Regions from separate parts of the Homo sapiens genome. Here region 1 is linked to region 2. Evidence: chromatin loops called from intact Hi-C (ENCODE). Cell type or tissue: ovary. All regions are shown on one strand. Links, peaks and the distances in the headings refer to the core of each region. The heading gives the core; the rest is flanking DNA.

Evidence for each region. Peaks named below come from ENCODE experiments on the same cell type or tissue, not always from the same donor. Only the 100,000 strongest peaks of a DNase experiment are listed, where the experiment ranks them.
Region 1: a loop joins it to region 2, with 3 times the contacts of the local background. A loop is called at or near these places in 5 of 110 quality-filtered maps.

The regions. Positions count from the first base shown.
Region 1 is chr17:8,998,414-9,014,693 of GRCh38, reverse strand. It overlaps a transcript of NTN1 not described here. Among named protein-coding and RNA genes, the nearest start is that of NTN1, 15 kb to the left of the region's middle. RefSeq lists an enhancer at 10,243-10,872 and silencers at 11,497-11,546, 11,577-11,686. In ovary, for the core only: no CTCF peak of the experiment used is centred there; no DNase peak of the experiment used is centred there; H3K4me3 peaks cover 281 bases.
Region 2 is chr17:8,934,088-8,950,367 of GRCh38, reverse strand. The region is part of intron 1 of PIK3R5 (phosphoinositide-3-kinase regulatory subunit 5); the gene reads left to right. Among named protein-coding and RNA genes, the nearest start is that of PIK3R5, 23 kb to the left of the region's middle. RefSeq lists enhancers at 8,208-8,287, 10,035-10,104 and a silencer at 10,725-10,834. In ovary, for the core only: no CTCF peak of the experiment used is centred there; a DNase peak (open chromatin) is centred at 8,692.

The sequences.
Region 1 (16,280 bases), core at 5,442-13,441, 63 kb before region 2:
GGGAATTGCAGCAGGCAGAGGTGACCAGGAGGATTTGGCCTCTCCAGGAGGGTGAGCAGTGGCCTGGATTCATAGTGTTTCCTTCCCAGATTGAAAGAACTTGACTTGGACAGGCCTTGGTTCCAGTGTGCCACTTCCTAATGGTGTGACTCTGGGCAAGTTGCTTGCCCATCTGAGCATCCATTTTTTTCATGGTGAAATGGGGTCACTGCATTCACCTTTATAGGGTTGGTCGGCGATTTTAAAACTTGGATCTGAAAGGAAAGACCCTGGCAGAGAGTAGATGGATGTTCAATGTATAGTAGGTTTTGAGTTGTTTTGTTTTTGCTTTTTTTCATATGTATAATTCTCAGGTCTGCCTACCAGATCTCTTACCCTAGAAGTACGAGGGACAGTCTTTCATTTCAAGGCATCTAGAGCCCAGCTCACCTGATAGGCTGCATGGAGGATTACTCAGGGAATCCCAGGTCCCTGGACAGGATTTCAGGAGATGTGACTGTCCTGGAAAAGGCTTTAGAACATGGGGAGCAGGCCAATCTAGTGGGAAGCGTTCCTGGAGATATCCATTTCCCCAACGTCGTTTATCTGTATCTTCAGCTCAGGCCTCCCCCTTTGCAGGTGTCTTGGCTGAGAACTCAGGAGCTGGGCATAGAAGCCCATACAAACCCCAAATCCTCCAAATCCTTTAATCTACCAGGGCTCTTTGAAGGGGTGAAAATGCCTGTGGATGGGGGAACCAGCAGATGTAATTTATTTTCATTTGCAAAAAGCTTTTGACAAGGTTCCACCCCAAATGCTATTAAAATAAAGAAAATGGGTCACTGTGTAGGGAGGCTTTGTCATGGATGGAAGACAGGCCTTGAGGAAGGAACAAAGGGTGCAAAGAAAAGGATGTTGCTCCAGATGGAGAAAATAGTGGGGGGCCTCTGAGCCAGAGTTGGGGCTCAGCTTGTTTACCGGTTACACAGACTCTGAAGGAGGGAATCCCCTCGTGAAACCTCAAGGTTTAGAGATGACACTGGACTGATGGCAACAGCAAGAGGATGAACTGGAGAATCTCAAGACCTTGTGTGAATGGGCCAGGGAACAGGTTAGCAGGTGATGGATCTGGGAGACATCATTTAAAATACTCTTAGAGAATGAAAGGTTATCAGTGAAGATGATAGAAAAATATTACTGGCCGGGCGAGGTGGCTCACACCTGTAATCCCAGCACTTTGGGAGGCCGAGGAGGGCAGATCACCTGAAGTCGGGAGTTCAAGACCAGCCTGACCAACATGGAGAAACCATATCTCTACTAAAAATACAAAATAAGCCGGGTGTGGTGGCGCATGCCTGTAATCCTAGCTACTTGGGAGGCTGAGGCAGGAGAATCGCTTGAACCTGGGAGGCGGAGGTTGCAGTGAGCCGAGATTGCACCATTGCACTCCAGCCTGGGTGACAAGAGTGAAACTCTGTCTCAAAAAAAAAAAAAAAAAGAAAAAGAAAAAAGAAAAAAAGAGTGTTTCTCTGTAGAGGTGGTATTGGCATTGTGGTAGGAAGATTCTTCCCTGGGCAGAACAGACCTGGCTACCACAGGACACTTAGCATCCCTGACCCCTGTCCACTAAATGCCAGCAAGTTCCACCCACCCCTGACACACACAACACACACACCATACACCAGTCATTATGACAACCAAAAAATGGCTCCTAGAATGTATACATCCCCCTTTAAAGAGCCATCCCACCCCCATTCTGATTTACTTGAAATTAAGCCCAATGTGCTACTAAGAAAAGTAAAAGAAAATAAAAAGCAAACTACATTCTCAGGAAGAGAATTGGAAATGAAACAGGATGCGTTTAGGATCTTCTGACAACTTCTAGTTATCACATCTCAACATCCTTGTGGTGGCTGAGCTGACCCAGACAATAGCAACTCCACTGTGGTACATCAGAAGCACAAACAAAGCAGGGGAGGGAACAGGACGTGCCAGGAGGGGAGGTGGATTTTAAGCAGGTACTTGGGGAAGGACTCCCTAAGAAGGATCCAGTAGAGCAGAATGAGTGAAGTGAGGAAGGAAGCTCTGGGGACAGATGTTATTTGGGGGAAGGGTACATTCAGGCAGAGGGAACGGCACGTGCAAAAGTCCCAAGACAGAGCTTGTTTTTTTTTTTTTGTTTTGTTTTTGTTTTGTTTTGTTTTGAGATGGAGTCTTACTCTGTCACCCTGGCTGGAGTGCAGTGGTGCGATCTCAGCTCACTGCAACCTCCGCCTCCCGGGTTCAAGTGATTCTCCTGCCTCAGCCTCCCAAGTAGCTGGGACTACAGGCATCCGCCACCACGCCCAGCTAATTTTTGTACTTTTAGTAGAGATGGGTTTTACCATGTTGGCCAGGCTGGTCTCGAACTCCTGACCTCAGGTGATCCACCCACCTCGGCCTCCCAAAGTGCTGGGATTACAGGCGTGAGCTGCTGCGCCTGGCCCAGAGCTTGTTTAAGTAATGAGATGGGGAGTGGTAGGGATGAGCTCAGAGGGGAGGCTGAGAGCTAGACCAAGCAGGGCCTTGCAGACTTTGATGGGGAATTTGAGCTCATCAAGATCCATCTTAGATACCTTTAAGGCCCAGATTCCTTCTTTTCCACATAGCTCTGATTTTCATAGCGTCTGAGGAAGGAACTATTCTTTTCCCTCAGAATCCCCAGGGTTTAACAGACTGCCTGGCACAAAATAGGAGTGCACTACAAATTAATTGACTAAAGACCACAGAATTATGGACAGTTAAAGTGGTGACCAGCTCTGTGCGGTGAGCTAAAAAAGCCCCCCAGGGCCAGGCGCAGTGTCTCACACCTGTAATCTCAGCACTCTGGGGGGCCGAGGTGGGTGGATCACGAGGTCAAGAGATCGAGACCATCCTGGCCAACATGGTGAAACCCCATCTCTACCAAAAATACAAAAATTAGCTGGGCATGGTGGTGCGCACCTGTATTCGCAACTACTCAGGAGGCTGAGGCAGGAGAATCACTTGAACCTGGGAGGCAGAGGTTGCAGTGAACTGAGATCGTGCCACTGCACTCCAGCCTGGCTACAGAGCCAGGCTCCGTCTCAAAAAAAATGCCCCCCCAAAAGATATCCATATCTGTAATCCCTGGAACCAGTGAATGTTACCTTATATGGGTGTAAAAGGGTCTTTGCTGACGTGATTAAGGGTCTTGAGATGGAGAAATTGTTATGGCATATCGGGATGGACTCTAAATGTAATCATAGTTATCCTTACAAGAGACAGGCAGAGGGAAATCTGACAAGACAGAAGAGGATAAAGCTGCGTGAGACAGAGGCAGAGATTGGAGCCATGCAGCCACAAGCCAAGGGATACCAGCAGCCATGAGAAGCTGAAGGGCAAGGAAAGGATCCTTCCCTACAGCGGGGGTCCCTAACCCCCAGACCAGGAACTACCACTAGTCTGTGGCCTGTTAGGAACGAGGCCACACAGCAGGACATGAGCAGCTTGAGCAAGGGCAAGGCAGCTAAGCTTCGTCTGTATTTACAACCACTCCCCATCGCTCGCATTACCACCTGAGCTCTGCCTCCTGTCAGATCTTCAGCTGCGTTAGATTCTCACAGAAGCAAGAATGCTGTTGAGAACTGCACATGAGAAGGATCTAGGCTGCACATTCCTTATAAGGCCCTAAGTCTTGATGATCTGTCACTGTCTCCCATCACCCCCAGATAGGACCATCTAGTTGCAAAAAAACAAGCTGAAGCCTCACACTGATTCTACATGATGGTGAATTGTATAATTATCTCATTACACATTACCATGTAATAATAATAGAAATAAAGTGCACAATAAATGTAATGCGCTTGGATCATCCCAAAACTATCCCCTACCCCCACGCCCATGGAAAAACTGTCTTCCACAAAACTGGTCCTTGGTCCCAAAAAGGTTGAGGACCGCTGCCCTACAGCCCTTAATTGCAACCCATTGATACCAATTTCAGACTTCTGGCCTCCAGAACTGTGAGAGAATAAATTTCTGTTGTTTTAAGCAACCATTTGTGGGAATTTGTTACAGCAGCCGCAGGAAACTAATATCCCAGCAAATCTCAGAAATGCCAGAATTAAGAGTCTTCTTCAAATCTTAAAAGACATGCTTGGGGCAAATGAAAGGAACAAAATGAGAGACCACTAACACGCTGGTCTTAAAACATTCATGAAGTCTTCCTTTGGGTTTTCTTCTTACGGGAAGTGACCACATCTCACTGCTCCTTCCCTCCCCACAACACTGAGTTCAGAGCAGTCAACAGAAGCTTGCCAAGTGCTTGCTGTTTGTATTAAGGTATTGTAAACCTCTTCTCTAGAGGCCACGGTTGCAGCACCCGTTACAACCCAGATCACAGTCCAGAAGTAAGTGAATAGCCTCCTGGGCATTTGAGAGAACAGTAGCCAAGACACAGGGGACTTCAGTCTGCAGGGACCCCAGGAGTTCTTCATTTACAAGACTTTATAACCTTAGGTCAGACATCTTCTGTTCTTCCAGGGGACTGGAGAGCCACAGCTTAAGATCCTTGGGGACATGGTGACTGCTGAACATGGATGCACTGAGAAGTGACAGCTGACAGTAGAATCCTATCCCAGCCACCATTCAGGGAGGCAAGACTGGTCCTGCAACCACCAAAAATTCCCAAGGGCTTTACTGTATGAGAGCCCAGCAGAGTTAGAGAAGGACAGAGGCGGCCCTTAGAGAGTATCTCATCCAAAGTTCCCCAGATTACGAGTGAGGAAACTGACGTCAGGGAGGTTGAGCAAATTGCCCAGGAGCTGCTGTTTCCAGAGATGGCTGTGAGTCATCAAAACGGGTTGGGGGCCACTCATTCAGCCACACCTAGGGAACACCTGCTGTATTCAATTCCGCTAACTTAGGCGGGGGAAAAAAGTCATGATTTTGATGGAAAAATGTTTTTCATGAAATATGATTCCATAAAAAGTTTCTATGCTTCAAGGAGTAAGCTACTGTTAACTGCAAAAACCAATTATGTAGAACAGCTTATTTCCCCCAAATGTCAGTAAAATGAGGTATTGCTGGTTTATATATCACACAGAAAGAAAATTTAGAGGATTTAACTCCAAGGATGAAAACAGACATGGATCATTGATTCCAAACAGAATGGTTAAGTGCATGGATTATTCAACCATAATAAGATGGCAAAGGAAACTAAGATTTGGTGGGGAAGGAAGGAATGTCCCCCTCACCTGTGGATGCTGATATCAGGCAGGAGCATCACCATGCCAGCCCCCAGAATAATGCCAGAAACTACGCAGAAGGTGGGAAGGACATGACCTCGCCCAGGGAGCCACTTCCTAGCCTCTGGCCAAGCACCTGCTTTATGGGGTCGCCCAGAGAGCGCTGGTTTCCAGGTCTGCTTGCAGGGAGCTCCATGGGTGGTCAGCAGGGTGATGCAGGCCCAAGAGGACTGTTTGGATTTCAAGCAGGTACTTGGGGAAGGACTCCCTAAGAAGGACCCAGTAGAGCAGAATGAGTGAAGTGAGGAAGGAAGCTCTGGGGACAGATGTTATTTGGGGGAAGTGTACATTCAGGCAGAGGGAATGGCATGTGCAAAAGTCCCAAGACAGAGCTTTTTTTGTTTTGTTTTGTTTTTGTTTTGTCTTGTTTTGAGATGGAGTCTTACTCTGTCACCCTGGCTGGAGTGCAATGGTGCGATCTCAGCTCACTGCAACCTCCGCCTCCTGGGTTCAAGTGATTCTCCTGCCTCAGCCTCCCAGGTAGCTGGGACTACAGGCATCCACCACCATGCCCAGCTAATTTTTGTATTTTTAGTAGAGCTGGGGTTTGGATTGTACCCTAGTCAGACATAGTCCCCTCCGTTAACATCTCCGTGATGCTGGGCAAATCACTTCACCTCTGTAAGTATCAACTTCCTCTTCTGAAAAATGTGGATAGTAATCTTCCTTCCTTGTTCTCCCGCCCTCTCTTCCTTCCATGGATATCAGGAGTATTGAGTAAAAAACCATATGCAGAAGACCCTAAAGTGTCCAAAGCCCTAAACAATTTTCATAAAGTTGCATAGACTGCTGGGTGCACAGTGGCTCATGCCTGTAATCCCAGCACTTTGGGAGGCTGAGGTGGGCCAATCATTTGAGGTCAGGAGTTCGAGACCAGCCTGGCCAACACGGTGAAACCCTGTCTCTACTGAAAATACAAAAAATATCAGCTGGGCGTGGTGACACATGCCTGTAACCCCAGCTACTGGGGGAGGCTGAGGCAGGAGAATCACTTGAACCCAGGAGGCCGAGGTTGCAGTGAGCTGAAATCGCACCACTGCACTCCAGCCTGGGGGACAGAGTGGGACTCCATCTCAAAAATAAATAAATAAATAAACTAATTAATTAATTAACTTAAATTAAAAAGTTGCCTAGAACCAGCAAATCCAGTGATACTGCCATCACCAAGCTTACTACAGGGCAAACAGAGATCATGTACAGGACAGTGATGACTGGCACCACAGAGACACTGGGCTTTAGTGTTAATGAGCATCAATAATGTATTGTTAATAAGCCATTAATAATAAGACAATGAGAATGAATAGTAAATATCAATACAAAGTATCCACTTCAGCTCAGGGTCAGATAGATCACTCAAGAACAGAGTCTAAGTCAAGTGCATTGGCTCACACCTGCCATTCCAGTACTTTGGGGAGCCGAGGTGGGAGGACACTTGAGGCCAGGAGTTTGAGACCAGCCTGGACAACACAGCAAAATCCTATCTCTACAAAAATAATAAGAATAATAATAAATTATTTGCAGGCATTGTGGCTTGCACCTGTGGTCCCTGCTACTTGGAAGGCTGAGGTGGGAGGATAGCTTGAGCCCAGGAGTTGGAGGTTACAATGAGGCATGATCATGCCACTGTACTCCAGCCTGGGTGACAGAAGGAGACCCCATCTCTAAAAGCAAGCAAGCAAGCAAGAAAGAAAGAAAGGAGGGAAGAAAGGAAGAAAGGAAGGAAGGAAGAAAGGAGAAGGAGGGAAGGAAGGAAGGGAGGGAAGGAAGAAAGAAAAGAAAGAAAGGAAGGAAGGAAGGAGAAGGAAGGAAGGAAGGTAGGAAGGGAGGGAAGGAAGAAAGAAAAGAAATAAAAGAAAAGAAAGGAAGGAAGGAAGGGAGGGAGGGAAGGAAGAAAGAAAAAAGAAAGAAAGATAAAGAGAAAGAAAGAATGAATGAATGAAAGAAAGAGAAGGAAGGAAGGGAAGAAAGGAAGGAAGGGAAGAAAGAAAAAGAAAGAGAGAAGAAAAGAAGAGAGAAAGAGAGAAAGACAAGGAAGGAAGGAAAGAAAGAAAAGAGAGAGAGAAAGAGAAAGAAAGAAAAAAGGAAGAAAGAAAGGAAAAGAAGGGAAAGAAAGAAAGAAGGAAGGAAGGGATGAAAGAAAAGAAAGAGAGAAAGAGAAGGAAGGAAGGAAAGAAAGAAAAGAAACAGAGAGAAAGAAAGGAAGAAAAAGGAAGGAAGAAAGAAAGGGAAGAGAGAGAAGGAAGGAAAGAAAGGAAAGGAAGAAAGAAAAAAGAGAAAGAAAGAAAGAGAGAGAAAAAAGAAAAGAAAAGAAAACAATGGAGTCTCGTAATCACAATTGTACTCGTAATTATAACCATGGCGGCTAGCATTTCTTGAGCACTTACTGTCAGGCCCCGTGGAGGGAGCTGGTATGCTGGGTCTTGGCCAGGGGGCTTGGTGAGGCCATGATGGCGGTGGAGAAGCTGGAAGTGAAATTGTGAACAGCTTCTCTTCTTAGGGAAGACAGGGAAGGAGAGGATAACCCAGAACTATAGGCCCCAAGAGTGGGTGCTACTAATATATCTTTCTTGTTCCCTACTGTAACCCTGAGTACCCAGCACAAAACTTGACACATTGTGATCACTCAAAAATGTTTGCTAAATGAACACAGAAGGGCCCTACCAGGGCATCCATATGCAAGGAACATGGATTTCTTGGTGTCCAGGGCCATATCTGGGCATAGCATTAGTTGGGTTAATTTGGTTCTGCATCCATGAACCTTCATTTCCCATCAATTCTTCTTCCACATAAAGAAGATTCATGTTGCACGTCATGTTGGCTTGGCCCTAGAATGTGGATGATGTCCTTGCCATCATCAAAATCTCACAATCTGTGATGTGCACACACACACCTCACATCTCCTGGCTCCGGATTGGGAGTCCAGCCTTTTCAACAGAGCCAAGGCCCCTCCCTGCACTGGGTGTCCTCGCTCAGCATCCAAAGGGCTCAGGAGTCCACCACCTCCTGCCTGGGCCCCCTCAGCGAAGATCTGATTTTCTCATCATCTGGATAGTCTCAGCGACTCGCAGCAAAGGGATGAACCAAGCTGACCTTTCTGGAGGTTTGTTTAAAGCAGAACAATGTTTGTCTTGTCCAAACACTATGAATTACTCCAGAGAAGCCTGCCCAGTTTTACAATTCGCAGCTACAAATGGCTTACATAAATAGGGACTTGTCCCCCCCACTACCCACCACCCCCGTACCTGATGGCTTCTCCTCCCCCTACCCACTTTCTTCCACTTTTCCAGGCCTTCTCTTTGCCCCTCCACCGCCCACTTCACACCTCCAAACCCCAGCATGCTGAAGGGGCAGGTGCTGGCATTCTGGGCCACAGCTCACACCTGGGTTATTGCTGGCATGGGTCCCCCTATGGCCGGCTGCTCTGTCCCTGGCGTGGGCAGATTTGCCTTGCCAAGGGGGGCCTCTGGGCACATTTGTACTGTCTGTGTGGGGCCTGCAGTGTGCAGTGTTAGGTCCAGCTGTGAAAGCACATTGGTAAGAGAAGGCCCCTGGGTTTGGGGACTCAACATCCAGGCAGCCTGCGGTGCACTCTGGCCTCTCCTCATCTGGCTGGGTGCACAGTTCACCCCCTGCCGCTCCCTCATTGGCTGCACATTCTGGAGGATACTGGAGCATCTCCTAGAAATAGACCTCACCCACTATGGCCTCCAGTCTGGGAGGACACCGAAAAGACTGTTCTGCAGATCATATGTGACGCACATAGAACAAGCAAAGCCCATGGTCCTGGGAGAGAAGGGCCTGCTAGGTAAAGAACCTGATTTGGGCTGCATTCCCCTAAATATGGTCCTTATACCACCTGCATCAACATGCTTCAGGATGCTTGTTTAAAATGCAGCCTTCTGGGCCCCTCCCCAGACGTAGGGAAGCTGTGGGGCAGCGGTGGGGAGGAGGAGGGAGGGTGTGTGTGTATGTGTGTGTGTGTTGGGTCGGGGTGGGGGCGGTTGGAAGTCTGATGCCCAGAGTCCGAGATTCACTGTTTGCCATGAAATCCATTCTGGCTCAAGCCCTCTAATTAGCTGGGTGACAACTGCAAGTCACTTTAGGCCTCAATATCACTATCTGTATAATGGCTCTAGAATCTGTGGAAGGATGTTTCCAACTCTTAGAAAGCGTGATTTCAAGGACAGCTGGATATCAGAACCCGAAAGCCACAAGGGGTGGGTGGAGGCAGCCTGAGAGAAAATCTGGGAGTCGCTAAAGCTCCCAGGAGAATGTTGGTGAAGACGTGGAGAGATGCGGGGGAGGTGCAGCAAGGTTGGTGGTCAGTGGTGGGAGCGGTGCCTGGGATCCTTCTACTGAGAGCCCCCTTACTTGGGGCCACATGTGATCTCATTTTATCCTTGTTTTGCAAATGAGGAAACAGACACAGAGGGGAGGGATGACTTCCACTCAGAAGTTGATGAGTAGTACGGAGATTCCATCTCCCCTACACACCTGGGACACGCATCTGGCCATTCCAGAAACTCCCCTTCGTCCCAGCTGTGTCAGTTCTGCCTCTCAACCGAGCTAAGATTTCGCCATAGAGCCACAGCTCTTTCTCTTCTCCCAGTGGCAGGATTCCACTGGGTGAAAGGGCCCAGGGCCAAGTCGGCCGGGTGAGGTGGATACACGCTGAACCCCGAAGACGGGAAAATCCAGAGTCTGGAGCTTCACCTGGCTAGAGCCGAGCCAGCCCTACCCACTGGAGGCGCCACAGCCTGGCTGAAGGCGCTGGCGCGGCGCGGTCCTCTGGATTAGGGCTGCGGCGGGAGCGCACGATCCCGCTGCACCAGTGGGCTGGGGGTGCCGCAACAGGAAGGCCCCAGCATTCAAACTCCGTAGGCCGTACGTGCCCAACACTTAGCGCGTCACCGGATCCAGAAGGGATCAAAGGATAAAGCCTCCGTCACCCGCTCAGCAGATGTCCCCAGGCGGACCCGAGGGTCCCAACAGGGGTGGCGAGCAGGAGGCCGGGGAAGACACCGTGTCACCTTCCAGGCCGCGAGGGCGACGGGGCTGATAGCACAAGGAACTCGGAATAAAAAGTCTGTGCAGGTCGACCCTGTTTCTACTATCTATGCTTGTGCATTGAACTCCATTCACAATTTGGGAGCCCCAGAAGCTTGCCGTGTCGCCTCGGGCACGCTCCGGAGGGTCTGGGCCGCGGGCCCTCCTCTTTGGCGAACCTCGGGGGTTTTGGACGGACGCTCCCGAGCCCCAGCTCCGCCGTCCGCGCCTTGAGCAGTCGCCTGCGCCTCCTTCTAGATGCGCGTTTGATTTTCTAATCAATCTCTTTGTCCCCTGCGGCCTTCACCCGAGTCTCCAGTTTCCCCGTTTCCCTCGGCCCCCGCCTGGGTCCAGCTCTCGCCCGACTTTCCCGTCGAAGGCACTCGAGTGAGTGATTCCCGGGAGCCGAGGCCGAGGCCGGCGGGTCCGCGGCGCGGGCCGGAGCTGTATGGAAATGGCCAGAGGAGCCGGCGGGCGCGGCGGCGATTTATTCTGGGAGTGACAGCCCCTTTGAGCGCTCGGCGAATGGCATTTTCTGTCTGTGAAAGCCTTTCTTCCCACCTCTGTTCAGATTAGCCCGGGGGATGAATGCACCCATTATCCAGCCCGCTGACCATTCTGAAACGCCAAATTAATTACTAAGCACTGAATCAGGCGCCGGGGCCGGGGCACCGGGAGGTGTGAAAATAGCGAGCGGCTGGAGATGGGGAAAGCGAGGGGTGCAGCGCCGAGGGGGCCGGGCGGGGTGGCCCGGGGCGCGGGCGCGGCAGGGCCGGGGCTGGCTTGGCCGGCCGCCGAGCGCGACCTGCCGGCGTGACCGTGCGCGACCGCGGGGCCAGCGGGCTACAAAGGACCCGGGCGGGCAGGAAGGCGCGGAGCCGGGGTCGCGGCCCGGAGCAGGCTGGGGCTCGCCGGGACCGCGGCCAGAGCGCGCCAAGTGCGCAGGACGCGGGGCTGGGGCTCTGGCGTGCGCCCCTCGCCGCGCACCAGTGCCTACTTTTCCACGCACCGCCCGGGATGGCCGCCCCCAGACGGCCCCGGCCCGCGGCCACCCCCGCCATCCCCGCGCAGGCTCTACGCCGCTCCAGCTGCCCTCCGAGGCCTTCAAGAAAACTTGGGCGCCGCCCTCCGACCGCAGCCCCAGCCAGAGCTTCCCGAGCGCGGGGCAGCCGCGGGCCGCCCCCACCCGGCCGCGACTCGGGATCCGCGGGTGGCACTTACCTCCCCGAGGCGCCGGCGGCAGCGGGAGGCGAGCTCTCCGCGGCTCCCGTTCGAGTGCGCGGGGCACGGAGGAGCGCGCGCCTTTAAGACTCTTCCCCGAGACTCCGCCAGGTGGTGTCACGCCGGCCCGGCCCTCGCGGCTCCTCGCCCCGCGGCCACCCGGCTCCCCTGCCCATCGCGGGCAGAACACCAGCCTCCCGCTCGCACCCTGCGCCCCGCCGCTCGGGCTCCAGTGGAGCTGGGCCAAGATAGGATGCGTGTAACTTGGGACACACAACTATCCAACAGAAAGCCACCCAACCTACACACTCTAGCTTTGGTTTGTCTGGGAGTTGCAGGGGTCTTTTTGTTTGTCTGTTTGTTTGACCGAGTGCTGGGGGTAAAAATGGGGAGGAGAGAGCTGAGAAGTCTGACCCAAGGACGTGCGATCATGTCCCCACTGCCATCACCAGCGACAAACCTCAATTCCATGCTAACTGGTCTTTTTGCCCTTCATCCAAGATGGTCTGCTGACACGCCTCCCCCAATGACCATTAAAATGACTGAAGAGATAAAATAGAGGGAGAACTGTCGCCACTTAACACTAGGGGAATGCGTCATTCACACTCCTGAAACTTAGAAAAGTTTAAGAGGATCCGAGGGATGGCTGAAGGAACTCCACATTCATCAGGCGAGAAGCAGGAGCCGGCCTGGGAATCCCCAGCACAACACTCCCCCGGCGCGCCTCCTCCAAGCTCTGGGTACGTGTGACAGTTCACCCGCGAGGCCGGCGCCTGGGAATCTCTGCCGAGCTTAAGGCTGCTGGAGGACACAGGTTTGCCGGCATAAACTAGGATCCTAGCTTCAGGCCATTATTAAAATTTTACATCATATGCTTGCTCTTTGAAGAATCATTTTTTGACATTGGCATTGTGATTTCAAACTACGTTCATAATTAACTCAGTTTTTCTCTTTTTTTTGGTAGTGGGTGTGTGTGGGGGTGGGGGGCGGTGGTGGCGCAGGTGTGTGTGGGGGCGGGGGGCGGTGGGGGCGCCGGGCCCTGCTCAGTCATCCTGGCTGGAGTGCAGTACAGTGGCGGGATCATGGCTCACTGCAGCCTTGACCTCCCAGGCTCAAGAGATCCTCCCATCTCAGTCTCCCGAGTAGCTGAAACCACAGGTGCATGCCACCACGCCCGGCTAATTTTTAAAACACTTTTTATTTTGTAGAGACAAGGTCTCAATGAGTTGCCCAGGCTGGTTTGGAACTTCTGGCCTCAAGTGATCCTTCCATCTTGGCCTCTCAAAGTGTTGGGAATACAGGTGTAAGCCACTGCACCCAGCCTTCTAACTCAGTTTTTCTGCCTACATTGTTTATTGTCATTTCATTTACGTAAATGACTTCCTCATTCCTGAGTTCCTTACTTTGATTAATTTCTCACACCACTGAAATGCTACTTTGAGTAAACCTTGGGGGAAGGGTGGATGGACGGTGGATTTTTTGAGTCTTCGCATGTCTCAGATTGTCTGTTACTTTATACACAGACAGTAGTTAGATATAAGAGTCTAGGGTCATAATCCTTTATTTACACTTCAACTCTCTAAAATAGGCATGTTGCTAGCATTAAACAGGGAAGCAAATGTAAAGCACTTACCGTGTTCTGCACCTAAGACGTAGTAGAGGATCCATGACTAACTATTTATGACTATCCTTTATTAGTTATTGATTCATTGTCTGTCTTGTGCTTTTTTTTTTTTTTTTTTTTTTTTGACAGGGCCTTGCTCTGTCCCCAGGCTGGAGCTCAGTGGTGCGATCGCAGTTCACTGAAGCCTTGAACTCTTGGGCCCAAGGGATCCAAACCTTGGTCCAAGATGGTCCACTGACACACCTCCCCCAATAACCATTAAAATGACTGAAGGAATAAATAGAGAACCGTCGCCTCCTGTGTAGCTGGGACCACTGTCATGCCTGGCTAATTTTTCAATTTTTTTGTAGAATCAAAAAATCTTTTTGATTCTTTCTTTTCTTTTTTGATGGAGTCTCGCTCTGTTGCCCAGGCTAGAGTGCAGTGGCGCTATCTTGGCTCACTGCAAGCTCCCCTTCCTGGATTCACGCCATTCTTCGGCCTCAGCCTCCCAAGTAGGTGGGACTACAGGCGCCTGCCACCATGCCCAGCTAATTTTTTGTATTTTTTTTTTTTTTTTTAGTAGAGATGGGGTTTCACCGTGTTAGCCAGGATGGTCTCGATCTCCTGACCTCATGATCCGCCCGCCTCAGCCTCCCAAAGTGCTGGGATTACAGGTGTGAGCCACCGCACCCAGCCTTGATTCTTTCTTTGTTGCCCAGGCGGTCTCAAACTCCTGGACTCAAGTGGTCCTCCTGCCTCAGCCTACCAAAATGTTGGGATTACAGGCATGAGCTGCTGCACCCAGCATCTTCTGGTTTTATGGTTAAAGAAATTTCTCCTAGGTTTTATAGAAGACTCTCTTTCTCTATCTCTCTTTTTATGCCATCTGGCTTTAATTTCCTTTCTTTCTTAAAAGAAAAAAAAATCTATAGGTTCTGTTACTGCCTCCTTTACTAAGTGTGACCTTGAGATAGTTTCTTATTCTCTTAACACGTTCGTTGCTTCTCCTATAAAATGAACAAATTGGACCACATGGTTGTTGTGGTACCATCCAGCTTCAATAGGCTGGGTGTTTATTTGCCTATGATTAAAAAGCAACAGCCCTGCCACAATGAAAAACCAATTCACAATGATTAGGATGGCTGTAATAAAAAAGACAGATAATAACAAGTGTTGGCGAGGATATAGAGAAATTGGAACCCTTATACCTCGTTGGTAAGAATGTAGACTGGTGCAGCCATTGGAAATACTCTGGCAGTTCCTCAAAGGTTAAATGTAAAGTTACATATTTACATATGACCCAGCAACTGCAATGCTAGGAATACATCCAAAAGAAATGAAAACACATGTCCACACAAAAACTTATACACAAATGTTCATAACAGAATTATTCACAATAGCCGTAAACTGGAAACAACCCAAATGTCCATCAACTAATGATTGGATAAATATAATGCAATATATCCATACGATGGAATATTATTCAGCCATTAAGAAGAATAAAGAATTGATACATGCTGCAAAGTGGATGAACCTTGAAAACATTATGCTAAGTGAAAGGAGCCAGTCAAAAAATACGACTGTGGGCCGGGTGCAGTGGCTCATGCCTGTAATCCCAGCACTTTGGGAGGCCGAGGTGGGTGGATCACGAGGTCAAGAGATCGAGACCATCCTGGTCAATATGGTTAAACCCCACCTCTACTAAAAAATACAAAGATTAGCTGGGCACGGTGGTGCGCGCCTGTAGTCCCAGCTACTCAGGAGGCTGGGGCAGGAGAATCTCTTCAACCTGGGAGGCGGAGGTTGCAGTGAGCCGAGATCACGCCATTGCACTGCAGCCTGGCGACACAGCGAGACTCCATCTCAAAAAAACATACAAACAAACAACAACAACAACAAAAAAAAATTGTATGGTTCCAGTTATAATGAAATGTCCAAAATAGGCAAATCCATAAAGACACAAAGTAGATTTGTGGTTGCCAGGGCTAGAGATAGGAGTTGGGGGTAACGGGGAATGAATTCTAATAGTAACCTGGTTTCCTTTAGGGGTGATAAAATTGATTACAGTGATGGTTGCAGAACTCTGTGAATATATTAAAAACAATTGAATTGTAAATTTTAAATGGATGAATTTTATGGTATATGAATATCTCAACACAGATGTTATATAAATAAAAATACTTATTGAACATTCAATACCTGTCAGGTCCTGGGGTAAATACTGGTGACACAGAAGTGAACAGGGAATGTGTACTTTTCCTTCACGAAGCTTGCAACATAATTAGGGATTCAGCCATTCTAGAGCCCTTCATTGCCAAAAGAATGAAACACCCTCCTCACACAGTAGGCACAAAGATTGCCATGGTCCATACAATGGCAAGACTCTTCTAGATCTTACCATGTCCTAATACTAGGTACTCTCTTTCTAGTCCTCCTCTTCTTCTTTTTTTTTTTTGAGATGGAGTTTCGCTCTTGTTGCCCAGGCTGGAGTGCAATGGAGCAATCTTGGCTCACTGAAATCTCTGCCTCCTGGGTTCAAGCGATTCATCTGCCTCAGCCTCCCGAGTAGCTAGGATTACAGGCATGCGCCACCACGCCCAGCTAATTTTGTATTTTTAGTAGAGACAGGGTTTCTCCATGTTGGTCAGGTTGGTCTCGAACTCCCGACCTCAGGTGATCCGCCCACCTTGGCCTCCCAAAGTGCTGGAATTACAGGTGTGAGCCACTGAGCACACCATCCTTTCTCTCTGTCTTTGTAACCCTACTGCCCTGAAAGAGATGGCTGAAGGCAGCCCTATGTTCACAGTACAGCCTTTGACTCTCAGAATAGTGTCTCCCAAGAGAGCAGCTACTTGCAAGTCCATAGCAGACTGATTAATTTTTTAATTGTATTATTATTTTTTGAGACAGGGTCTCACTCTGTTATCCAGGCTGGAGTGCAGTGCTGCAATCTCAGCTCACTGCAACTTCCATCTCAGGGCCCAAGTGATCCTCCCACCTCAGCCTCCAAAGTAGCTGGGACTACAGCTGTGTGCCACCATGCCCAGCTTATAGCAGGGTGATTAAAAGCAGCAACTGTGGAGCCAGTCCACTAGGCTTCAAATCCCAGCTCTGCCTCTCTACTC
Region 2 (16,280 bases), core at 4,599-12,598:
CCTGTATCTAACATAAAAGTTGGAATTAAAAAAATACTTACAATCGTAAATTTTATATTGCATATATTTTACCACAATCATGCTATAAAGGACCAAAGGCAGGGTTCTCTGGCATTTTAGGAGCAATGTCCCTACAGATGAAGCTACTCAACACCCTTTGGGTGAGGTTATGAAGCCAGTAATGAATCCATCTATCTGTGTTATCATTCGTATTTTTTACATCATCATGAAACTATATAGCAAGACTTGCTCAAATTCAGATATGCTGCTATTGTGGCTGTTCTTCTATTACCTCTTTAGTCAGTGAATCCATTGATCCCTATTGGCTGCTGGTGGTTCCTGGATCTTTCCCTTAGCATTCACAAACTGTCTTTTAATAATGTATAGAGAATGTTGCCAGGGGACTGGTGGACTCAGACATGTACTTTAAAAAATTCCACTTAAAAAAATTGTTTTTAAATTTTTATTTTCATAGATTTTTGGGGAACAGGTAGTATTTGGTTACGTGAGTAAGTTCTTTAGAGGTGACTTGTGAGATTTTGGTGCAGTGTACGTTGTACCTAATGTGTAGCCTTTTATCCCTCACCCACTTCCCACCTTTCCCCTGCTAAGTCCCCAAAATCCATTGTATCATTCTTATGCCTTTGCATCCGTATAGCTTAGCTCCCACTTATGAGTCAGAACATATGATGTTCGGTTTTCCATTCCTGAGTTACTTCACTTAGAATAATAGTGTCCAATCCTATTCAGGTTGCTGCAAATGCCATTACAGAATTCTCCCTTTCTTTTTCTGTTCCTCACGATGACGACAACATTTTCTAATCTGTCTCTGTCTTTCTCTGTCTCTGTCTCTTATACATCTTTCATTTTCTCTGATTCTTCAAAGATAATCGGTAGCAGCTCCCTTTCACAACCTCAAGTTTCTTTATGACTCTGAGATGCCTTTATTCTCTTCTGCAATCCTAAACTCATTTTCAGCAGCAAGCCTCCCTATTTGGCATCAGATGTTTCAATATCGGACCCTTTCCCCGCAATCTACCTTTCACCCTGTGGCTGGTACAACCTTCCAAATCCAAAAGCTGATGTGTCATTCACCAGCTCGAAATTTAGCAGTGGCTCCACATGGCGCTTGAGTAAACCCTTAAGCACTTAGCTTGGCAGATAAGGCTGTTCACAGTCTACCATGCCAGCCCATGCAGCATCATCTCCCAGCGTGCCCCATGTCATGCCTACCCTTCAGTAGGGCTGAACTGCCAGCATTTCCCTAAAGGAACCATGCTGTCTCCCGCCTCTTGCCTCAGTTTATTTTCCTACCATGAGATTCATGCCTGAATCTCACCCAGGGCAGCTCCTCCTTCCTGAAATGTTATCTCGGGAGTCACCTTTTTGGAGAAGCTTTGCTAATAGACATTCTCCCTCCTCCAAGTTCCTATGGCACCTGTCCCATATTAGCCTCCACTGGGACACCTAACCCACTGGGTAGTTTCTAGTTTGAGAGTTATTTTGGATGGTGCTTCTCTGAACTTCCTGTTGCATGTCCACTGGGCATGTAGCTAGGAGGCATATACCTGGGGCCTGGAGCATGCTGAAGTTGAGCTTTAGGGTCTGATAGAGCATCTTCCACTGGGTATGTTGTCGTACCAGCGTACATTCCCCGCAGCAGCCGTGAGGGTTTGCGTGGCTTCACATCCTCACAACAGTGCTTTTTTTTGCCTTTTTCATTTTGGCCCTTCTGCTGGGTGTGTAGTGGTATTGCCTTGTGGTGGGAATGTGCACTTCCCTTCTGACTAATGAAGCGGAGCACCTCTCCACATGTTTAGTGGCCATTTGGACACCCTCTTCTGTGAAGCGTCTATTCAAGCCTTTTGTCCAGTTTTCTACTGGGTTGTCTTTTTCATATTTTTCTGTTGCTCCTTCACATTGTGTAGTGACCTCTCAATCCTCCTCCTGGCCACGAGCTCTGTGAGATTTCTGGACCCCCAGTGCCTAGTGAAGTCCCTCAAATAGTAGACCCTCAATACATATTTTCTGCTGACTAAATAAAACATCTGTGATTCATGCTTTCCAGTGGGTTAACCATTCTCCTTACAATGGTAAAGCTTATCATGGTAAAGCTTTAGCTCCTACTTATAAGTGGAGGAAAAGATGGAGGCAACATAGGAGCGCATTTCGGCTTTCTCTCATGCGTCGGCCACTGTCTTGAGTTACTGGCCTGATTTCTTCTGGTTTGGACTCTGAAAATAGCTTTACGGGTCCTTTTTGATGTATGCTGCATTTTTCTTTTTCTTTTCTTTTCTTTTCTTTTTTTTTTTTTTTTTTTTTTTTAAGACGGAGTCTCGCTCTGTCGCCCAGGCTGGAGTGCAGTGGCTCAATCTTTGCTCACTGCAAGCTCCGCCTCCCGGGTTCACACCATTCTCTTGCTTCAGCCTCCCAAGTAGCTGGGACTACAGGCGCCCGCCACCACACCTGGCTAATTTTTTGTGTTTTTAGTAGAGATGGGATTTCACCGTGTTAGCCAGGATGGTCTGGATCTCCTGACCTTGTGATCCACCGGCCTCGGCCTCCCAAAGTGCTGGGATTACAGGCATGAGCCACCGCACCCAGCTGCTGTATTTTTCTTAAGGCTTGCTTTCATGATACGCTCATTCTCTCTCTTTCGTATCACCTTAACTTGGGGACCTTGATTCCATCTTGACGTATGCCCCAGGAAGTCACACTGGCTCCTTCACATTTCCGCCTCTTTTCTCCCTTGTGACACTCTCTGACTTGCCTTCAGAGCTTAATTTTCCATTTTCTTTCCCTGTTAAGCCACCCTCTCTGACTTCCAGCCTCTTGTTGTTGTTGTTGTTTTAATAGACTAGATACGCACGGAAACAATTCCCAGCCCCTTGGATAGCTGCTTTCATAAAGTCTATGACTCGCGTCTGACTATGTCTAGCATTTTCTTCCGTGATTACTACAAACCCCAGTCATGGGTCCTTTTCTCCCCATTTTCCTCTCACTGCTATTTCACAAAGCTTTCATTGTTCTTGGTGAGAATTAAAGGCAGAAGATAGGACAGTAATCTTCCTCATCACTAACTTGACCTTCCAACAGATGAGATGACCGAGGAGCAGGGATTCATTTAAGAGCCCGGCTCCAACCTAATCAGCTACCAAGCTGCTATCCAGGCAAAGATTCTGCCAGTCCTAAACCTTGGCTCTAGGTTCATTTTTTGATGCACACGAGAAAAGCCGCATCTGTATCTCAGTCAGGCGGGGTGTGTGATCCCATCCCATGCGCTTCTCTCTCATCTTCCTTCAAACCTCTTCATCTTTCAATTCATTCATTCAGCAAATTATGTGCCAGGCACTCAGCTGGACCCTCATGGAGCTCACATTCTAATGGGGCTGGGAGTTACAGAAATATAATGAGAACAGTACAAAAGCAAAATGTATCGTATGTCCATGGGTGAGGGAGATGTGGGAAAAAGTAAGGCAGGAGGCAGCCGAGATGGGGCTTGTCAGGAGTCCTCCTTGAGAACAGAAGAAGGGAAACAAGTGAAGGAGTGAGCCAGGCAGACACCTAGAAGAAGAGCACTCAGGCAGAGAGAACGGCAGGCGCGAAGGTCCTGAGGCAGGAGAGGCAGGAGTGGGCTGCTGTGCTGCTGTGGTCATTCGAGTCCTCAGAACATGGCGGGGCACATGCTGGCATGTGAGCAGCTCAGCATTTGAAATGAAGTGCAGTGTATTAGTCATCTTTGCAGCTACCACAACACGCAGCAAAGCATCTTGTGCTCATATTCACTTGGTAAGAATTTTTATTTGAGTAAACACACTTAGGTTGGACAGCCTCTGAGGGCCCTTCTGCCTCTGAATTGCTGTGATTATCTTGGATGCCTTATGGATGGTGCTGTCTCATAGTAGTTTTCTTAGGTGCCTGGCAGACGGCGCCATCTCCTAGTAGTTTTCATAGGTGCCTGGTGGATGGCACCATCTCCTAGTAGTTTTCTTAGGTGCCTGGTGGATGGTGTCACAGTAATTTTCTTTCTAGTAGTTTTCTTTCTAGCTTTTCCATCTGGACTTTTCTGAACACGTGGTCTAGTGGCTTCTGGGCATGTGACCTGATCTCGGTAAGCGGCTGGCACTCACACCAGATGGACCTGGTCTCGGTAAGGGGCTGGCAGTCACACCAGATGTGTATGTTCCAGATACATTGCTGTGTAACTACCTACCTATCCCAAAATGCAGCAGTGTAAGATTGCAACGGTTTTATTATGCCCGTGGATTCTGTGGGCCAGGAATTTGGGCTGGGCACAATAGGGATGACTTGCCTGTGTTCAGTGATGTCTGGGGTCTCAGCTGGGAAGATCAAACGGCTGGTAACTGAAACTGTAAATGAGAATGCCTACAAGGGGCCTCTCCATGTGGTTTGGGCTTCCTTACATCATGGCAACGTCCAGATGGATAATCTAATTTCTCACTTGATGGCTCAGAGCTCCAAGTTCAAACCTTCTGGCAAACAAGACAGTAGCTGCATGGTCTTTAGTGACCTAGCCTTGGAAGCCACACAGCATCACTTCCGCTATAATCTGTTTTGATTGTGGCAGTCACAAGCCCACCCAAGTTTAAGGGGATGGGAATAGATTCCACCTCTTGATGGAGAAGTGGCAAGGCTGTAATGTAAAGGAGAGGTGGGATGGGAGCTATTGTTGGGATCATCTTTGGGACATAAAATCTTATAAGTACTTTCTATTTTTCTGGGGAGGAGTTCTCATTTTGTGTTGTTTCTGGACTACGGTGGATTTGAGATGTCTGCTTTGCCTCCTGTCTAGCAGAAACTCCCAGTGCAAGGTGGTTGCTGTGATGCCCAGCCTTCCTCTTCCCACTGCTGCTAGCAGTCCTGTCCCAGGCTCTCTCTGGGTCACCAGTGAAGCCTCGCTTATGAAGGAGTAGCCAAGGGGCTGCCAGGTGGAGGGAATACAGCCCTGGGACCAGTTTCTCATTCCCTGAAGGGTGTGAGTGTGTGTGTGTGTGGCTGGGGTGGGAGGCAGACCTACTGATTGTAAGGGAAGAATCTCTTGGAGCTAGTGTCAATCAAATGACCCACCCCAGTGGCTGGTTTCCTGGCACAACTCCTAGGCCTTAGCTGTGCCTCTTGAGTGTATAGGAAGCCAGGGCCTGCCAGGGAGTGAGTGTTCCTGCAGCTGGGGAGGATGTAGATCCCCTCTTCGAAGTGGGGTGAGGGGCCGAGCCAGGGTTTGGCTAGAAGCCTGCCACAGCTGAAACAATGAGAAAGCTTTGCCAGGTCTCTGGGCTGCTCCACAGCAGGGCTTCCTGGACCCCCAAGCACCAGCATCTTCCTGGAGAGGAAGAACCTCTTCCACACCCTGACTTTCTCAAGTGTATTCATTTGCTGTGGACTTGCTGGACGTTCATCTGCTAACCTCAGCAGGAAATTGCGGAACTAACACATTAGGGCGTAAGTGTAGGCCATTTTTCCCCAGTCACATGTCTCAGTGCCTAGGTGTAGGTCCCTGGATATAGTTACCTGTGTGCCACTATCACAAAGTTCCAGGATGGCTAGATATAGGAGGGTCCCAAGAATTGCACTTGAGAAGGCTGAGGAACTCTCCAGCTCCGTGTCCTGGTACTTCCGTTAGGATCACCCGTGTTCCTGCCCTAGCCAGGTGCCTTTGAAGCCTGAAGACAGGTCTGGAGAGTAAAGATGGATATAGGAGTGGTCCCATGTTCCCATTTCACCAGAGGGTATGTTCCCACTCTTCATTCCCCAGGGAAGGAAAAACACAACCTCATCATTCCAGAATAAAATCATGGAATGCTAGTGCCTGAAGGAGCTTTATTCATAAATTAATTCATCTTGCTCCCTTTACAGAGGATGTGCTTCTGATGATGGGCACACAACAGATGCTCAGCAAGTATGTTCCCTGTTTGAGAAATCACCACAATGCATCATTCTGCATGAAGACACATGCATGCATATGTTCATTGCAGCACTATTCACACAGCAAAGACATGGAATCAACCTAAATGCCCATCAACAGTAGACTGGATAAAGGAAATGTGGTACATATACACCATGGAATATTATGTAGCCATGAAAAAGAACAAGATCATGTCTTTTGCAGAAATGTGGATGGAGCTATTATTCTCAGCATAATAGATAACATAATAGAATAACAGGATGTCTGTTATTCTTAGCAAACTAATGCAGGAACAGAAGACAAAATACATGCTCTCACTTATAAGTGGGAACTAAATGATGAGAACTCATGGACACAAAGAAAGGACCAACAGACACTGGGGCTTACTTGAGAGCAGAGGGTGGGAAGAGGGAGAAGATCAGAAAAAAATAACTATTGGGTACTAAGCTTAGTACCTGGGTGACGAAGTAATCTGTCCAATAAACCCCCGTGACACGAGTTTACCATAACAAAACTGCACATGTACCCCCGCACCTAAAATAAAAGTTAAAAAAAAAAAGGAGTATATTCCCTAGGGTACAGCAGACAATGTTTCAGAATTATTGTCAATTTGCCAGGTGTGGTCAGGTTGGAAGGTTGGAGAATGTTTCTTTTATTTATTTTTTCTTTTTTTAGATGGAGTCTTGCTCTGTCACTCAGGCTGGAGTGCAGTGGCACAATCTCGGCTCACTGCAACCTCTGCCTCCTGGGTTCCAGCGATTCTCCTGCCTCAGCCTCCTGAACAGCTGGGACTGCAGGTGCGCGCCACCACACCCAGCTAATTTTTGTACTTTTTAGTAGAGACGGGGTTTCACCCATATTGGCCAGGCTGGTCTCGAACTCCTGACCTGATGATGCATCCGCCTCGGCCTCCCAAAGTGCTGGGATTACAGGCATGAGCCACCGCGCCCAGCCAAGAATGTCTCTTTTCTTGAGAGATGTGTGCTCAAGTATTAGATTGAACCCCACGAAATTGCTAATATCTTCTCATGTTTAATATGATTCAATCAAGGCCAGGCATGGTGGCTCACACCTATAATCTCAGCACTTTGGGAGGCCAAGGCAAGGCAGGAGGATTGCTTGAGGCCAGGAGTTTGAGACCAGCCTGGACAACGTATTGAGACTCCATCTCTACAAAAACAAACAAACAAACAAAATTAAAAATTAGCCAGGCTTTGTAGTGCACACCTGTAGCCCCAGCTACTCAGGAGGCTGAGGTGGGAGGATTATTTGAGCCTGGGAGTTCAAGGTTGCAGTGAGATGTGATTGTGTCACTGCACTCCAGCCTGTGCAACAGAGCGAGACCCTGTCTCCTGACGAAAAAAAAAAGAAAAAGAAAAAGGTTCAAGCTGATGTTTAGGAGTGATGTGCTATGATGTCCACAGCCTGCAACTCACTTTCAAATGTTTTAGCAAAGTGTGTGTGTGTGTGTGTGTGTGTGTATGACGTGATCTGCTTTGTCCAGCTGGCGCAGCAGCCAAATAAGAATAAGGCTGACAGGGCCGGGTGCAGTGGTTCACACCTGTAATCCCAGCACTTTGGGAGGCCGAGGCGGGCGGATCATGAGGTCAGGAGATCGAGACCATCCTGGCTAACACGGTGAAACCCCTTCTCTACTAAAAAATACAAAAAATTAGCCGGGCGTGGTGGCGGACGCCTGTAGTCCCAGCTACTCAGGAGGCTGAGGCAGGAGAATGGCGTGAACCCGGGAGGCGGAGCTTGCAGTGAGCAGAGATCGCACCACTGCACTCCAGCCTGGGCGACAGAGCGAGACTCTGTCTCAAAAAAGAAAGAAAGAAAGAAAAAGAATAAGGCTGACAGGAGATGAAGGCTGCATAGCTTCCCTCTGTCTTCCTTCCTCCCACCCAAGACACCTCACCCCCTCCTGCAGACTGTCTTTTGAACCTGCCCCTGTCAGGGTGTTGGTGGGGCTGAGCAGAGCTCCTGCAGATGGGGGGTTGTGGCATGGGTGAGGTGGCAGGAATGGGTGAGGCAGCAGTGGGGGCAGGAGCTGCAAGGAGGCTCCGACTATGGGTGGAACAGAGAAGAGGCTGCAGGGTGGGGGCAGGGAGGGGCTCTCCAGGGGCAGCTGTGTATTTCTGGATGGGGTCAGGCCGGCAGAGGTCAGGTGTGGTTTCCTGGGAGGTGGCCAAGATAGGAAGGGGCACAGGTCCTGGGGTCACTAGACTGATTTCAGCCCCAGCTCGAGGGTCTGCCCTTCCCTCTAGGGGCTTTTGAAAGACCCCAGGACCCTGTGAGACCCTCTGCAATGGAAGGGAGAGAAGCTGGAGATGGGATGGGAGATGAGGGCCCCGTTGTGAGGAGCTGGCAGGGTGACCTCGCCTCTACCTGAGCTGTCAGCTCCCTGTCTCCAAGGAAACCCGGCCCCCTGAGCCTCCCTGAAGCCCCCACGCCCATCTAACGGGAAATTCTCAGAGAATTCAGATGGTCATGGGAAAGTCCATACATGTAAATCCTCCCGAAGGGTCTTCTGAGTAAATAGGGGGATCTTTCTGTTTTCCCCTGTCCTACTGCCTGCATCTCGATGCCTGCATTAATGCAGCAGGCAGGATTGAGGGAGGCCGTAGGATGAACTGGCTGACAGGTGGTGACAGGTTGATATCCACAGGCCGCAAGCAGCAGGGACAACCACGGCAGGTGTTCCCTAGAGGGTTCCTGGCCACACTCCTCTCGGGATCATTGCCCTGCAGACCCTGCCGCCTGCCCCGCCACATCCTGTGCCACGGTGCCGCGTGGGCCGCTCTCGAAGCACAGGCCAGATGTGCAAATTCTGCGGCTGTGCCTGGGGGCAAGCGCAGCACAGCTTGCTTTTCTTGGAAATCATTGGTGATTTGTTAGAAAAACAGGAAACATTGGGGCTGCTGGTGTACATTTTGACTTTTTTGTTTTTGTTTTTGAACTCCTTTCATCTGTCTCAGAATCAGGGTGTTTTAAGGGTATTATTCTGTTCAACTTAGTCCTTCAAGCCGTCTCTGGTCACTCTTCCCTCTCTGCACATCCCCTTTTTTTCTTTCTCCTTCTTGTCTTCTGCTGCCTTCTTCCCCCAACCCGAATCACTGCGTGGGGAGGGGGCCAGATCCAGAGAACCATGGAAATGTGCTGGTGAGTCACCTTGGCCACGTGCCTCTGTGGAGCCTGGCCTCCCTGCACCTGCCTCCCTACTCTCTGCCTCCCCACCAACCCCATATCTATCCCGCTACACCCCTCAGTCATGGTGGTTAGACAGGAAGCAAAGTGGTCTCTGCACAGTAGGACCTGCTGCAACTGGGACAGCTGGAGTGGCTCCCATTGTCCTGCTGCTGACACACAGGGATGCTGTGGCTGTGATCAGAAGTTGTTCTTCCCTGCTGGGTCACAGTGGAGCTGGAGGGGCCCTCATTTCTTTACCCACTGGAACACTGAGGCTGAGAGAGGAGCGGGGATGCCTTGAATAAAGAAGAGGAAGGGGTGAGGAGGTCTGGGTCCACACTCTGGCTGTGTCCCAACTCAGCTCCTCCCTGCCTCTCTCTCAAAAACACAGCAGGGGCCAGGCACAGTGGCTCGCACCTGTAATCCCAACACTTTGGGAGGACGAGGCAGGCAGATCACCTGAGGTTAGGAGTTTGAGACCAGCCTGGCCAACGTGGTGAAACCCTGTCTCTACTAAAAATACAAAAATTAGCCAGGCATGATGGCTCATGCCTGTAATCCCAGCTACTCGGAAGGCTGAGGCAGGAGAATCACTTGAACCTGGGAGGCGGAGGTTGCAGAGCCGAGATTGCACCAGTGCACTCCAGCCTGGGCAACAAGAGCAAAACTTTGTCTCTAAAAACAAAAACAAAAACAAAAAACAAACAAACAAAAAAACCTTAGCAGGCAGGAGGCTGGGAACTGTGGTCGTTTTGTGTATGGGATCTTCAGGAAAGTGTTACAAGGCTGCTGTTTGCTGGCGTCCCTTCGTGAGTTTTCCTGGGTCCCATCTTGTCAGGGATGAGCTCTTGAGGATGGCCGGTGGTTGCTTTGGGATTGTTCTTAAGCCTTCTTGCAGCAGCTCTGAACTTCATAATGTACCACGGTGGAGAGACTCCTCTCCCATTTTATGGTCAAGTAAACAGGTCCAGAGAGGTTCTCCATTCCCTAAACAGGCCCCAGTGAGGTGAGAAGGGCAGGGCCTCCCACGTGCCCAGCTGCTTGCCCCAGGTTGGGGGCTCTTCCCTGCTGGGCTCTGCTCCTGGGTTTTCATCAATGCAGGAGGCTCTGACACCACACCTTCAGCCAGGCCCCCATCTCCCAGGGGAAGCAGGCTTAGGGGCTGCCCTTGTGAAGTCATACAAGAAGCCTGATATGAGAGATTAGAAACTCCCCGCAGCTCTCTGGGGGTTGTTTTTAAAAGGAATTAAACTGTCCTGAGAGAGATGTGTAAGACTAAGCTGAGATGGGGACCACCATGAGAACTGAAACACTCTATTTGGAGCTTTCCAGAAATACGCAGATTTGAGGAATTCTGGAGTAGGGAAGGACATTGGGGCAGGAAGGTGACCCCTTCTCACACCAGGACTCCAGAATACATGAATATCAAAAGGCAATGACAGTCCCTGGGAGAGGGAGGGGCCACGTTCCCATTCCTCTTGGCTGCACAGCTTCTGGGGAGCAGAGATTCTCAGCCAGGCATCCGTGAACTTGGATGGAGAACACGTGGCATCGTTATTTTCACTCACCTGTAACTGAAGTTCGCATTTGAACGTAGGCAAAAACCACAGTCATATCAGTAGCACCTGTGACTTTGTCACCAACAGAAATCCAGATGTTTTCGTGTCACTTTGAGGTTGCAGATACCTCAAATGTCATTCATGCTCTTTACTACGTTTAGGTGATCACAGTGATTAGACTCACTGCTGGGCTTTTATTATTTCATGTGTTAATGAGAAGAACGTATACTCCCATTTCATAAATCTGATGATTTAAAAATAGTTTGACCATTGTATTTCAGTGTAACTCATTTCCTTTGCAATTCTGTGTATTTTATTTCATGCATTTAAAGCATTATTCTGAAGAGGGGTCTGTAGATGTCAGACTGCTGAATGGTCCCATGGTGCAAAAAAGTTTAGGAATTCCTACTGCTGGAGCAATTGGGTAGAGAATTCGAGGTGTTACCTGACAGCTGGGGAGGGCTTTGGTGTTCGGCAGGCCTGAGTTAGCATCATTGCTCTCACTTGCTGCAGATCCTGAGAAAGTGACTTTATCTCTCAGAGCCATCGTTTCCTTATGTGTAAAACAGAGATGAAGAATGACCACCTGGAAGGATTGTCCCATGTGAAAGTGCCTGCCTCTTCCAGCAGCTGACAGGTAGTAGGAACTCACTGTGGGTAGTAGCTGATGGCGGTGGCACCAGCTTATGTAAGCCCACAAGACTCAAGCAGGATTCTCTTTTTACAGAGGAAACTCCAGGCTACGTTCATTTCTTACTGTCCCTCATGTAGAAAGGTAAACTTGGGTCATACCTGGATACTGTCTCTCATCTTTTTCTTTTGCTCTGAGCAAGTAGCTCCCATGTATCCAATATGAATCTTGGTCCATAAATTCAAGCATTTGAGAAATAAAATTACAAATATATACTTGAAATGCTTCAAGTGTATCTGAGAAATTCTTGGTATGTCCACACAGTGAAATATTACTCAGTCATAAAAAGGAGTAAGTACTGTTACATACTACGACATGGATGAACCTAGAAAACATGCACTAAGTGAAACAAACCAGATGCAAAAGACCACATATCATAAGACTTCATTTATATGAATTGTCCAGAATAAGCAAACCCATAAAGACAAAAAGTAGATGACTGGTTGCCAGAGGATAAGGGGAGGGAGAATGGAGAGTGATTGCTAATAGGTATAGGGTTTCTTTTTGGAGCGATGAAAATATTCTGGGATCAGATAGTTGTGATGGTTACATACTTAGTGAGTATAGTAAAAGCCGCTGAAGGGTATTCTTTAAAATGTTGAGTTTACGTTACATGAATTACAGCTCAAGAAAAAAAGTAAAAATCACTGCCAAACCTATGGACATTGAAAAGATAATAAAGGAATATTATGAACAACTCTATGCCCACCAATTTGCTAACTTAGATGAAATGGAATAATTTCTTATTTCTATTAAAACTCATACAAATAGAAGTAGATTATCTGAATAGGCCTATATCTATTAAATAAATTGAATCAATAATCTTCCAAAACAAAAAAGTTTCAGGCCCAGATGGTTTCACTGGTGAATTCTACCAAACATTTAAAGAAAAAATGGCCGGGTGCGGTGGCTCACATGTGGAAGCCCAGCACTTTAGGAGACTGAGGCAGGCAGATCACCTGAGGTCAGGCGTTCAAGACCAGCCTGGCCAACATGGTGAAACCCCGTCTTTACTAAAAATACAAAAAATTAGCTGGGTGTGGTGGCAGGTGCCTGTAATCCCAGCTACTCAGGAGGCTGAGGCAGGAGAATCACTTGAACCCAAGAGGTGGAGGTTGCAATGAGCCGAGATTGTGCCATTGCACTCCAGCCTGGGCAACAAGAGTGAAACACACACACACACAAAAGAAAAAATGATGGCAACTCTCTACAGTCCATTCCAGAAAATAGAAGAAGAGGGAGTGCTTCCTAACTCATTCTATGAGGCCAGCATTACCTAATACCAAAACCGGACAAAAATATTACAAAAAACGAAAACTACAGATCAATATCTTTCATTAATATAGGTGTAAAAATCCTCAATAAAACATTAGCAAATTGAATCCAACGATACACGAAAAGAATTATAGATCACAGCTAAGAGGGATTTATTCTGGATATACAAGGCTGATTCAATATTTGAAAGTCAACTAACGTAGTTAATTACATCAACAGGCTGAAGAAGAAAAATCATAAAACTAGATACAGAAGAAACATTTGATAAAGTCCAATACCCATTTATGATAAAAATTCTCATCACACTAGAAATAGAGAGGAACTTCTTCAGCTTGATAAATACTTATACAGAAAACGTACAGCTAACATTATGGTGAGAAACTAGATGTTTTCCCCCTAAGACTGGGACCAAGGCAAAGATGTCTTCACTTACCACTCATATTTAACATCGTACTGGAAGTCCTACGTAAAGCAAAAATATAAGAAAAGGAGATGAAAGGTATACAGATTGGGAAGGAAGTTTCTGTTCACCAAATAACATGATTGTCTATGTATAAAATCCCAAAGAATCAACAATGACAAAAAACAACATTCCTGGAACTAAGCAATTATAGTAAGGTTTCAGAGTGCAAGATAAATACACAAAAGTCAAGTGCTTGCCTATATACCAGCAATGAACAATTGGAATTTGAATTAAAAATACAATACCATTTACACTAGCACCAAAAAATGAAATAATCAGATATGAATCTAACAAAATATATACAAGATTTATATGAGAAAACAATAAAATGGATAAAAAAATCTACAGAAATCTAAATAAATGGAGAGGTATTCCATGTTCATGTATAGAAAGACTCACTATTGTTAAGCTGTCAGTTCTTTTAGTTTTATCTCTAGACTCGATGCAATCTCTATCAAGACTCCAATAAATTACTTTGTGAATATTGACAAACTCATTCTAACACTTATATGAAAAGAAAAAGACCTAGAATAAACAACACAACATTGAAGAAGAACAAAGTCAGAAGACTGACATTACTAACTTACTAAGACCTGCTATAGAGACTTGTAAGACTTACTATAAAGGTGCATCCATACAATGGAATATTATTCAGTGGGAAAAAGAAAAGAGCTATCAAGCCATGAAAAAACATGAAAGAATCTTAAGTGCATGCATATTGCTAAATGAAAGAAGCCAATCTGAAAAAAACTACATACTGTATAATCCCAACTATGTGATGTCCTGGAAAAGGCCAATCTATGGAAGCAGTAAAAAAGAAGAATGGCTACCAGATGCTGGAGGGAGTAGGATGAATAGATGGAGTATAGGGGATTTTCTGGGCAGTGAAAATATTCTGTGATACTGTAATGTGTATTGATATTATATATTTGGAGAAACTCATAGAATTGTACAACACAAAGAGTGCACCCTAACGCACACTGTGGACTTCAGTGACTACTCTTGTATCAATATTGGTTTATTAATTTTAACGAATGAACCGCACTAATGGAAGATATTAATAATAGAGGAAACTGTGGGTGGGAGGAGGAAGGAGAGGGAGTATATAGGAACTCTCTGTACTTTAATATTTCTATAAACCTAAAACTACTTTAAGAATTAAAGTCTATAAAAGAAATAGAAATAAACATTGTCTCCTTTTTTTTTTTTTTTTTGAGATGGAGTCTCGGTCTGTCACCCAGGCTGGAGTGCAGTGGCGCAAGCTCAGCTCACTGCAATCTCCGCCTCCCGGGTTCACGCCATTCTCCTGCCTCAGCCTCCCGAGTAGCTGGGACTACAGGTGCCCGCCACCACGCCCGGCTAATTTTTTGTATTTTTAGTAGAGATCGGGTTTCACTGCGTTAGCCAGTATAGTCTCGATCTCCTGACCTCGTGATCCGCCCGCCTCAGCCTCCCAAAGTGCTGGGATTACAAGCGTGAGCCACCATGCGTGGCCTTGTCTTCTTATGTTGACTGAAATCCGATGCCAAGCCCCATCCTGCCAGGAGCTGTCCGGGAGCTCAGAGCTGTTCACTTTCCTGCCACAAACCTTCCTCAGGATGGTTGCCTTCTTATTTAGCATGGGGATAGGGTGAGGGGAGAGCACAATGTACAGAAAGAAATAAATTAATAGAAATATAAATTATCCTGTATTTGTACTCTGAGGTCTTAGGAACAGCTCCGGGGAAGCTTGGGTTCTGACCTGAATCTCTTCCTTTGGCCTCTGGCAGAGGAAACAAGGAAGGAAGCAGGTCTCCCAGGCAACCTGCCCACACTGTGGGTGGCCAAAAACGACTCGTTCAACACCTCTGAAGACTGACTCACTGGGACGTTGCAATAGACGTGATTTCCCCTTGAAGCCAGAGGAATATCCCCTATTGCTCATATGGTCATAACATCATGGGCCTATATTTGGGCGGGGCTTTCGTTTGCACACTCATGTAACTTTCCAGGGAGAATCTGCCCAGACCCTGTGCCAGGCACTGGGGTTAGAACCATTATGTTAGATGGGACATTGACGTCAGAGTTGAAAGCCCGCTAGAGAAATAGGCAGTTATAACGCAGGCACAGTGGAAGCAGAGATGCTCTGGGAGCTGAAAGGGTGGGGGTGGACATCCAGCCAAGCCTGGAGGTCAGAAGATCTCCCCTGAAGAAGTGACCTGGAAATGGAAGACAGAAGAATGCATATTAAGATCCACATCAGAAACAGGGGAACATGGTGGAAATGTTTCAGGCAGAGGCAGCACATGCAGGAAGAAGTTTTATGGAGAGGAAAGGTAGAGGTTTGAGACTGACTAGAGAAGAAGGGCACAGAACTCTTGGGGTCCAGTGAGCCATGTTATGGGCTTGAGTTTTGACTCAAGGCAATGAAAACCCAAAGGAAAGGTTTCAGAGGGCTGGGAGAGAATGATGTAATCAGATATGCTTTCTCAGGGACAACCGTGCATAGAACAACATGTATACTATGGTTCTATTTATGTTTAAAAACCCATGATACGACTTATTGTGTTGATCTACGTGTGCTTAAATCGTCAGTACCAGATTGTCTTGATTACTGTAGCCCTAGAGCAAATCTTGAAGTCAGATAGGATGAGTCGTCCAACTTTGTCCTTTTCCCAAACTGTATTAGCTATTTTAAGTCTTTGGTATTTCCATATACCGAAGGCATGTTATTCATTTCTATTTTTTAAAGTTTGCTGAGATATTGACTGGGATTGCATTGAATCCATAGATGAACTTGGAGGAAAACTGACATAATATCAATATTGAGTCTTCTGACTCATAAATGTGGCATATCTCTCCACGTATTCATTGATTTATCTTAGCAATGTCTTGTAGTTTTAATGGTGGGGGTTTTCCACATTCTTTGGTAAATTCCCTAAGAATTTTGGCTTTTTGATGCTATTATGAATGGTGTTTCTAAAAACTTCACTTTCAAATTGGTAGTTATTAATATGTAGAAGTACAATTGACTTTTAAATACTGACTTTGTATTCTGTAACCTTGATAAATTCGCTAATGGTAGTTTTTAATAGATTCCTTAGGATTTTCTAAGTATACAGTCATGTCATCTCAGAGTAAAGACAGCATTACTTCTTCCTCCCTGATATATACGTGTTTTTTCCTTGCCTCATGGCAATG